Regions from separate parts of the Homo sapiens genome. Here region 1 is linked to region 2. A link is a loop called in an ENCODE intact Hi-C map of the cell type or tissue named here. Cell type or tissue: PC-9. All regions are shown on one strand.

Evidence for each region. Hi-C counts contacts between places; a loop is a spot of excess contacts. Peaks named below come from ENCODE experiments on the same cell type or tissue, not always from the same donor. Only the 100,000 strongest peaks of a DNase experiment are listed, where the experiment ranks them.
Region 1: it touches region 2 in a loop (5-fold over the local background); 4 of 110 quality-filtered maps call a loop at or near these places.

The regions. Positions count from the first base shown.
Region 1 is chr20:25,134,515-25,139,514 of GRCh38, forward strand. No RefSeq gene overlaps it. Among named protein-coding and RNA genes, the nearest start is that of VSX1, 55 kb to the left of the region's middle. In PC-9, no CTCF peak of the experiment used is centred here; DNase peaks (open chromatin) are centred at 2,377 and 2,837; H3K27ac peaks cover 1,429 bases.
Region 2 is chr20:24,998,103-25,003,102 of GRCh38, forward strand. No RefSeq gene overlaps it. Among named protein-coding and RNA genes, the nearest start is that of APMAP, 7.9 kb to the left of the region's middle. In PC-9, a CTCF peak has its summit at 2,440 (motif pointing right); a DNase peak (open chromatin) is centred at 2,449; H3K27ac peaks cover 1,823 bases.

The sequences.
Region 1 (5,000 bases), 140 kb after region 2:
AGAGAATGGAAAGCATGTAAAGCACCACCAGATGGAAATGGCGTGGGCTCCAAAAATGTCCCCACTGCACACAACCCCCGAAACCCCTCTCAGGAGCACAGTCAGGTCTGACCTCTGCAGAGCAAGACTGGCTTTTTGTGTGAGTTCAGGCCTCATGCTTCAGGCCTACCCCTCCTAATGGACTGCCACGCACACATTCATGAAGTCTTAGCAGCCCAAATGGGGAGCTTCAGAGAGCCCCCCTCCCAGCTCAGCTTGTGTGCGCCCCCTCCTCATTCTACCACCCAGGTCATCCCCATGGAACACGGGGTGCAAGGAGCCAGCAGACACCCCAGAAGGTCCTGACAAGTGACGACAAAGAGAGAGGAAGTTGGAAGACCCGGATTCCAGTGCCAACCCCGTGGCTCACCATCGGCCGTCCTCCAGTCTCCATTTCAATCATCAAGAAAATGGGAGGGTACAGTAGATAGATTTATGTATTGCGTGTTTCAACTTTATTCTTGGAAAAGAAATACATGCAGATGGTTCAACTTTAAAATTACAAAAGGATATTCGGCAGCGAGTATCCCTCCCACCCCTGCCCCTGCCTGCATCACCCCTCCTGGAGGCAGCCAGCCTGTGCGCACTTCAGAGGTAGTTCATGCATTTACTAACAAGTGCATCCTTTGCTTTGTTTACACAAATGGCAGTTCCCACACACACCTCCCACACTTTGCATCATTTACTCAACACTGCGCCTTGGAGACTGTCCAGTGCACACACACAAGTGCTATCTCGTTTCCTTTTCTTGAGACTGTCGTCCACTCCCTGGAGGCACTGAAATTCTGGGTAGCTTCTCAGGGTCCCTTCCAGCTCTGAGATTCCACGTTGTCCATTCAAATGTGTCTTTCAGCTGCCCACAGTGGGCTGAGGTGGGCACCCCTGCCACAGAGGAGGCTTCGCCTCTCCTCCCCTAGAGGTGCTCTGGAGAGGAACCCCTCCCATAAACCAGGCCACTCCTCACAGCAGACCTGGGACAGTCACTTTCTAGCCAGGTGGCAGACTGGCAGGCAAACTGAACCTGAACATCTTTGTTTCTAGGCTGTGAGGGACAAGGTTTCCATGACTACATGGGAGATTCCCAGCAAATTCACCCCACAAAATACCCAAACACATTTTAGGAAATGCCTGGCCAGAAAGGACAGCCCTCACCTTTCGCCAGAGCTGGTCTGGTCCCTGTGTCAGGATAACATCCCACTAGCCTGGTTTGTCTCTTAGAAAAGGAAAAGAGAATTAGGACAAAAGAGGCCGCATCCTCATCTGGTGCCGGGGTTCCCTTTTCCAGCTACAAAAAAAGCACTGGGGTCAGCCTACAGAACTGCCGAGAGCCCCACGGAAGTCTCAGGCAGACCACACGCTTGCTGGCGACCCTCGTCATCCAGCAGGGATCCAGGAGGAGAGAGGGGGAGCGAGCACCACAAAGTGTAGAGGAGAGAGGTGGGCAAGCAGGCAGAGACAGAGGGAGCAGACCGAGCCAGGGAAGTGGGCGTCTGAGGCCGAGCAGGAAGATGGGGAGCACAGAGACTGTTAAAGACACCAGAGGCCCCAGACCTGAGAAACAATGGCACAGAAAGGGTATCTGGAGCAGAGAAAGACTGATTAGTAAGCCAGTAATTAGCAGTTACCTAATGCTGCATAGCTAAATATCCATGACTTAGTGGTCTCAAACTGCAATCACAGTTTCTGTGGGCCAAGAATTCACTAATAGTCTGGCCGGGTGGTTCTGGCTTGGAGTCTGCTACAGACTGAATGTGGCCCCTGGAAAGCATGTGCTGGAAACATAATCCCCAGTGCAACAGTGCTGGGAGGGGGCTGCTGAGTGGTGATTAGACTGTGAGGGCTGTGCCCTCTTGAATGGATTAATTCTGTTATCATGAGAATGGGTTTGTTATCTCAGTAGTGGATTCATTATAAAAGAACAAGTTTGATCCTCCCTCTCTCTGTCTCTCTCCCTCCCCCTCCCTCCTTTTGCCCTTCCACCATGGGATGATGCAGCAAGAAGGCCCTTGACAGATGCTGGGACCCTAATCTTGGACTTCCCAGCCTCCAGAACCATGAGCCAATAAATTTCTGTTCATTATAAATTGCCCAGTCTATGGAATTCTGTTATAGCAGCACAAAGCAGACTAACAGGGCTGCAGTCAGATGTCAGCCTGGGCTGCATCATTTGAAGGCTCTGCTGTGGCCAGGGGATCCACTGCCAAGGCAGCCCTCACTGGCTGCCGAGCTGGTGCTGGCTGCTGGCAGGAGGCCTTAGCATCTCTCTGTGTGGGCCTCCCCAGGGCTGCTTGGGCGTCCTTTTGGCATGTGGCTGGCTTCCCCCAGCATGAGTCACCCAAGAGAGCAAGGCGGGAGCTGTAGTGCCTTTTCTGACCCATCAACATTCTGCTGGACACAGAGGCCAGCCCTGATTGAATGTGGAAAGGACTGCATGAGAGTGTGGCTCGAGGAGGCCAGAACCATTGGCAGCCACCTGGGAGACTTGGCGATCACAGAGAGAGGGAGACAAGACATTGTATGGAAACTGTGAGTGGCTGTGTCAAGCTCATAATATTCCATAAACATGGGTGGGGAAGATAAGGATGAATGATTAGCAAGGAAAGGAGAAAAAATAAAAAGCAAACCTTGTGCTTCCACTGGACAGTGGTACCTGAAACTTTTTCTTTTCTCACCTTCCTTGTTATTTTAAATGATTTTAAATAATATCAGTAATGCATGCATGTATCTTCACAATAAGAATGTCCAACAAAGCTCTCCTTAACCAAACCACCTTGAATGCCACCCCTCCCCAGAGGTCATCACTGTAATCATGCTGAGTCACATCCCAGGACTTGCCTTCACAGCTTTCCTTGTATATTGCAGTGTTTGTGTGTGTGTGTGTGTAGGAAATGAATTTCATTTCATGAAAAATGTAATTCCATTTTGTATTTTTTTACATAAATTGTATCATATCATATCATTGCTCTTAGAATTTTTTCCACTTAATTGATACGTCTTGGACATCATTGTGTGCAGATACGTAAGTCGATCTCATTCTTTTTGACCACTGCATGGCATTCCACAGTGTGGCTGCACCATGATCGTAACCATTTCCCTAATGAAAAATATTTAGGTGGTTTGCATTTCTTCTATTACTAGCAGTAAATGTTGTATGTGCATCTTTGTATACTTACTTCTAGACTATTATTTCTGAATATATATGTATCTTCAGTTGTCAATTCTTAATTTTATTATGTTGTAATCAGTAAGTGTGACCTATATCATGATTTCTATTTTTTGGAGTTTGTTGATCATTTCTTTATGGCTTAACACATGACCAATTTCTGTGACTGTGCTGTGTATACTTGAAATAATATACACTCTCTGGTGGGTAAAAAGACCCATTAGCTATTATATGATGTTTTTCTCTGTTATTTAAGAGTTTTGTTTATTTTTATCTTCTTGATCTCTGTCAATTTCAAGAGCTGTGCATTAAAAATCTCACACGATAGTGGATTTTTCAATTTATCTTTGTATTTCCATCAGTTTCAATAAAAGTTGCTAATATTTATTCACCACCTGCTGTGTGTCAGGCCCTGTGATAAGGACTTAGCATATATTATCTCATCTGATCCTTACAACAGCCTATAAGGGAGGCATTATTATTATCCTTGTTTTTCAGATGAAAAACCCAAAACAAAGAGGAACCTGATATCACATACCTAAAAAGTAGCAGAGTTGAGACTTAACCTACTCTTGGCTCTAAGTATGCAGCATGGACCACACATCACAATTGCTTTTCCTGGAGCCCTGCTCTTATTTTATGTAGCCCTGAGAAAGAAAGAAAAAAGCTTTCAATTTCTATGACACGATGTTTTCTTATATATGAGAGTTTTTATACTTATCGAAAAAGTTCTTTTAGACTTTTTTTTGAGACAGGATCTCGCTATGTCGCTCAGGCTGGAATGCAAGTGGTGCAATCACGGCTCACTGCAGCCTCAACCTCCTAGGCTCAAGAAATCCTCCTACCTCAGCCTCCTGAGCAGCTGGCACTACAGGTGCACATCACCATGCCCAGCTAATTTTTTAAATTTTTTTTTGTAGAGAAGAGGTCTCACTACCAGTTTGTCCAAGCTGGTCTCAAACTCCTGGGCTCAAGCAATCCTCCCACCTCAGCCTCCCAAAGTGCTGGGATTACAAGTGTGAGCCAATGAGTCACCACACCTGGCCTTTTAGACTTATTGATAAAACATTTTGTCATAGATTTCTCTTGAGCATATACGAAAAGGACACACATGTGCCTTAAGACTTGCTTCCTCCCAGAACCCAATGCCTTTGTGTCACTTTTGAATTAGAGCCGACTCTGTCCCCTGAAGAGCACTGGGGACACAGGATTTATTTGAACATGCTCCAGTATTGTCTCCGAGGTTTTCTTCCAAGGCATTCACATCCATTCACATTGGCACTGCTGCTTTATTGATGTTACCAAGAAATGTCAACAGAAATTAGGAATCACGGACACATGCTGTTTTGCTCTCGCTCTCAGCTGTGTGTTGAGAACGCAGTCGTAGGACAGCAGGGTGATGCAGGGGAGCTGCTGGCATCGGCAGAGAGAAATGGGAAGACAGCCACATCTTCAACGGAAGGCAAGCTGCCCGATGCATGGAGACCCTGGGGCTGCCTGCACTTACACTAGCTGTTCAGACGCCATGGACACCAAGGGTATTTGAGTGGCTGAAAGGTTGACGAGGATTCCACAGGGTGGCAGCAGAACCAGGACCAGGACCAGGGGAGCACTACCAAGGAAAACCTGGACACAGCCACCTGGGGGCAGGAGCCACACCTACTTCAGTTTATGAGAAACAAGTTCACTCATCCAAACCCAAAGAATGGACTCAGAGACCCGGAGAACTGCAAAAGTGAGACTTTTAACGACAGTCTTGCAAGATAGGGTATCTGATGGACAGGCACACCCAGCACAG
Region 2 (5,000 bases):
TTAGTTATCTCAAAAGGTTTCCAAACTCAGGTGCGTACTGGTAACGTCCTAGGGTATGGAACACCCAGCTCCCTTCCATCTACTAGTTCTGGGTTTGTTTAGGATAGGCTTCTTGCCCTCTAGCTTGTCACCTCCATAGCCAGGGGTGGCTCCCTGTGGTCCAGTTCCATGGGCACTAACCAACAACTTTTCTTGTATCTGGAATAAAGACTGGCACAGGTGGGAGCCTCAGTTTCACGATTAGCAACAGCCACTGGAACAGAACAAAGTGCAAACTCAGGCACCCACAAGTGGCAAGTTTGGGGGGTAATGGCATTCCTGTAGGATGGCTGATAGGGAGCAAGTTGACAGGGAGACCTCCACTCTCCCATGGCCTTAATAGAAGGAGAAGCAGCAGCTGGACAACTGAACAAAAGCATGACTCTTCTCCCCCAGACGGATAAACTGAGCCTATCTTCTCTGTTTCTTCCCTTTCTGCCCTCCAGAGAGCAGGGTGGGTGAGGACACCCTCATTTCCTCACTCTGATGCTTGTGAGCCAAGGCAGCAGGCAGGAGGATTTTCGTGTCCCACATAGTTCTTGCCTTCTTCATAGGTCTGCCCTGTGCCTTCATAGCAGTTTATTCCCCTCCCTCCACTGCAGAACTCCAGAGCCTGAGCCAGCGCCTCCATTCCCTGCCTTTCTCCACCAGGCCAAAGCTCTGTTCTTCCCACACATCAGCTAGGTCAGTGTGACGTCTGTTCACTCTTCATTCTACAGATACCACTGGGCACTTTCACATGCTGGGCACTGCTATAGGCACTGGGGATTTGGATTGGTGTTATTCGCCGTGTTTATCAGTATGTGACTGCAGACGCAAGCTCTGAACACTCTCGCTTTCACTTCAGTAAGTGTCACAGAGCTCCTAAGTCTTTATAGGGAAGCAAATCATTTATGAACTCACAGGAGGAAGGTCTCCTGAACTCAGTAACTGACTTAAAGCATTTGCGTTTTCTCAGGGGCCAAGTTTCTCGCTCCACTCTTTGTTTACATGCACACACCAGAGAGGCAACCCTAAGGAGATGAACACCTTCTCCTTCCCTTCCCATGGCTCAGGTCCTGCTTCTCCAGTTTCCTTCCTCCGAGTGCCCTATGCCAGGAGGCCATGACAGTGTTGGGCTCCATAATGAGAGTGTGGGTACCTTCACAATGGCAGCAACTGGACTCAGAGGCATTCCATGGAAGGGAAAAGGAGCTGCGTATGCCAGGCAGCAGAGGCAAAGGCTTCAACCGGGCATCATGAATTGTGGCTGTGCTTTATAGTGTCACCCCAGAGGGGCTGAACTTTAAGACAGTGGCTCTCAACTTTGGCTGCATGTTGGAATCATCTGGAAAGATGCCTACGTGACACCCCAGAAATTCTGGTATCACTGGTCTGGGGTACTGCTTGTGCATTGGGAGTTTTAAAATACTTTTAAAAACTAAATTTGCAACAGATTAGCACTTTAAAAGCAAATAGGAAATAGAGAAATACGTAGAGCATTCCAATTTGGGGAACCTGAGTCCAGTGTCTCTGAGACTGGAGACCTTGGAGAATCACTGCCACCACCAATTTGTACTGGGGACCTGAGGGACTGCCCGCCTGCAGAAGACACCTGAGAGGCAGCTCTGGGCTGGGAGGGGCTGCAGGGATGCAGGTGAGACGCTGACGAAACACCCCTCTCCTCTGCTGGGCTGGGACTCTGCAAGGCTGTGATTTAGCCATGGGACACAGATTATGATCAGGAATGGGTGGGGGTGGCATCTGAAATGCTGATGTTTTGTATCATGACCTTGGAGGGGGTTACCTGGGTTTTGTTTTATATCAGCTTGTTTAGCTGCATATTTATGTACACTTTTCTATGTAAGTTTGTACACTTGTACACTTTTCTGTATAAGTTTGTTATATTCCATCCCCTCCCCAAAAGTCTAAAAAATAAAACAAAAACAAAAACACCTGTTGCCTAGCTTGAAAGTTCTCTCTATCCAGGTCCCTATCTTAAGTTGAAATAAAACTTAGGCTTAGTCAGTGATCTCCAAACACTGGTTGACTGGACCAGGGCCTGGCTGACTGTGCAAAACACCTGGGGAGTTGTTAGAATTTACAGATTTGAAGACCCCAGCCTCCTGAGAGTGGAAGGAGTTGAAACAGCATGGGACTGGGAAAAAGCACTGGACTAGAAGTAGGGTTTGCTTCTGGTTTGAGCTGTGAGGCACACTGTGGGCTGCCTGCCAGCATCATGTGCCTCTTCTGACATGCTGGCAGAACCTGTTTTTGTTGAGATAAACGTCCTCCACGTGGGCCAGTGTTCTAATGGAAGTGAGTGCCAGGGTTAGAGGTGGGTTCCGGTTGGTCTAACCCAGTGCTTCCCAACCAAGGGCCATTTTGTCCACCAGGGGACATTTGTCAATGTCTGGCAACAATTTTTATGATCATGACTAGGTAGGATGCTACTGGCATCTGTGGGGGGAAGGCCAGAGATGCTGCTAAACATCAGTGGAACATTATGCAATATTTTCCATTTAGATGATGACTAATTAGATAGACTCACACTCCCAAAGGGGACAACAATGAACAAAATATTTAAAGCATTTGCTTGAAGAAATCGGAGAGCCTGAAACTGGTGTGGAATTGCTGGACCAGGATCTGGGAACAACAGAGACCCAGGATGATGAGCCTGGTGTGTAACCACTTTTGTTTTTTTACACAAGGTCTTGCTCTGTTGCCCAGGCTGGAGTGCAGTGGCACAATCAGGGCTCACTGCAGCCTCAGCCTCCCAGGTTCAGATGATCCTTCTGCCTCAGCCCTCTGAGTAGCTGGGACTGCAGGCATGTGCCACCATGCCCAGCTAATTTTTTTTTTAATTTTAGTAGAGATGTTTAGTAGAGGTCTATGTTGCCCAGGCTGGTCTCGAACTCCTGAGCTCAACCAGTCCTCCTGCCTTGGCCTCCCAAAGTGCTGGAATTACAGGTATGAGCCACCGCACCTGGCCTTGTAGCCATTTTTCCCCTGGGTGTGTATGCAGCCTCCACAGGAGAAAGTTGAGATGCCAAGCCATATTTCTTTTTTTTCCTTTTCTTCTTTTTTTTTTTTATTATACTTTAAGTTCTAGGGTACATGTGCACAATGTGCAGGTTTGTTACATATGTATACATGTGCCATGTTGGTGTGCTGTACCCCTTAACTTGTCGTTTACATTAGGTATATCTCCTAATGCTATCCCTCCCCCCACCCCACAACAAGCCCCAGTGTGTGATGTTCCCCACCCTGTGTCCAAGTGTTCTCATTGTTCAATTCCCACCTATGAGTGAGAACATGCGGTCTTTGGTTTTCTGTCCTTGCGATAGTTTGCTCAGAATGATGGTTTCCAGTTTCATGCATGTCCCTACAAAGGACATGAACTCATCCTTTTTTATGGCTGCATAGTATTCCAAGGTGTATATGTGCCACATTTTCTTAATCGAGTCTATCATTGATGGACATTTGGGTTGGTTCCAAGTCTTTGCTATTGTGAATAGTGCCACAATAAACATACGTGTGCATGGGTCTTTATAGCAGCATTATTTATAATCCTTTGGGTATATGCCCAGTAATCAGATGTCTGGGTCAAATAGTATTTCTAGTTCTAGATCCTTGAGGAATCACCACACTGACTTCCACAATGGTTGAACTAGTTTACAGTCCAACCAACAGTGTAAAAGTGTTCCTATTTCTCCACATCCTCTCCAGCATCTGTTTTTTCCTGACTTTTTAATGATCGCCATTCTAACTGGTGTGAGTTGATATCTCATTGTGGTTTTGATTTGCATTTCTCTGATGACCAGTGATGATAAGCATTTGTTCACGCGTCTGTTGGCTGCATAAATATCTTCTTTTGAGAAGTGTCTGTTCATATCCTTCACCCACTTGTTGTTGGGGTTGTTTGATTTTTTTCTTGTAAATTTGTTTAAATTCTTTGTAGATTCTGGATATTAGCCCTTTGTCAGATGGGTAGATTGTAAAAATTTTCTCCCATTCTGTAGGTTGCCTGTTCATTCTGATGGTAGTTTCTTTTGCTGTGCAGAAGCTCTTTAGTTTAATTAGATCCCATTTGTCAATTTTGGCTTTTGTTGCCATTGCTTTTGGTGTTTTAGTCATGAAGTCTTTGCACATGCCTATGGGCTGAATGGTATTGCCTGGGTTTTCTTCTAGGGTTATTATGGTTTTAGGTCTAACATTTAAGTCTTTAATCCATCTTGAATTAATTTTTGTATAAGGTGTAAGGAAGGGATCCAGTTTCAGCTTTCTACATATGGCTAGCCAGTTTTCCCAGCACCATTTATTAAATAGGGACTCCTTTCCCCATTTCTTGTTTTTGCCAGGTTTGTCAAAGATCAGATAATTGTAGATGTGTGGTATTATTTCTGAGGGCTCTGTTCTGTTCCATTGGTCTATATCTCTGTTTTGGTACCAGTACTATGCTGTTTTGGTTACTGTAGCCTTGTAGTATAGTTTGAAGTCAGGTAGCGTGATGCCTCCAGCTTTGTGCCAAGCTGTATTTCTAACAGCTCTTTGTGAATGAGTGAGTTCAGGGACATATTTTATAAGATTCCTCCTGAGTCCTGAGATGCAGCCCGAGTTGTCTGTCACACCAGCTGACTCAGTCAAATACTTGTATTGGTTCTTGCTCCTTCCCTGTTCCATACCCCTCATTCCTCACATTTGTTCCTAGAATCACATCCGTAAGTAATGTACCTGCATGCAAGCCTTTATATCAGGCTCTGCTTTCCAGGCAACCCAGGCTAAGGCAGCAAGAGATACAGAAATTAGAATTGTGAGAAATTTCATCATATGGGAAGTTGGGGTCCTCAACAAAAGAAGAGAGAATAGGCAAAAATGATATTTAAAGAGATAATGGTTGAGATATTTCCAAAATGATACAGACATCAATACAGATCTAAGAAGTCCTGCAGAACCCAAGCAAGATTAAAAAAAAAAAGTCA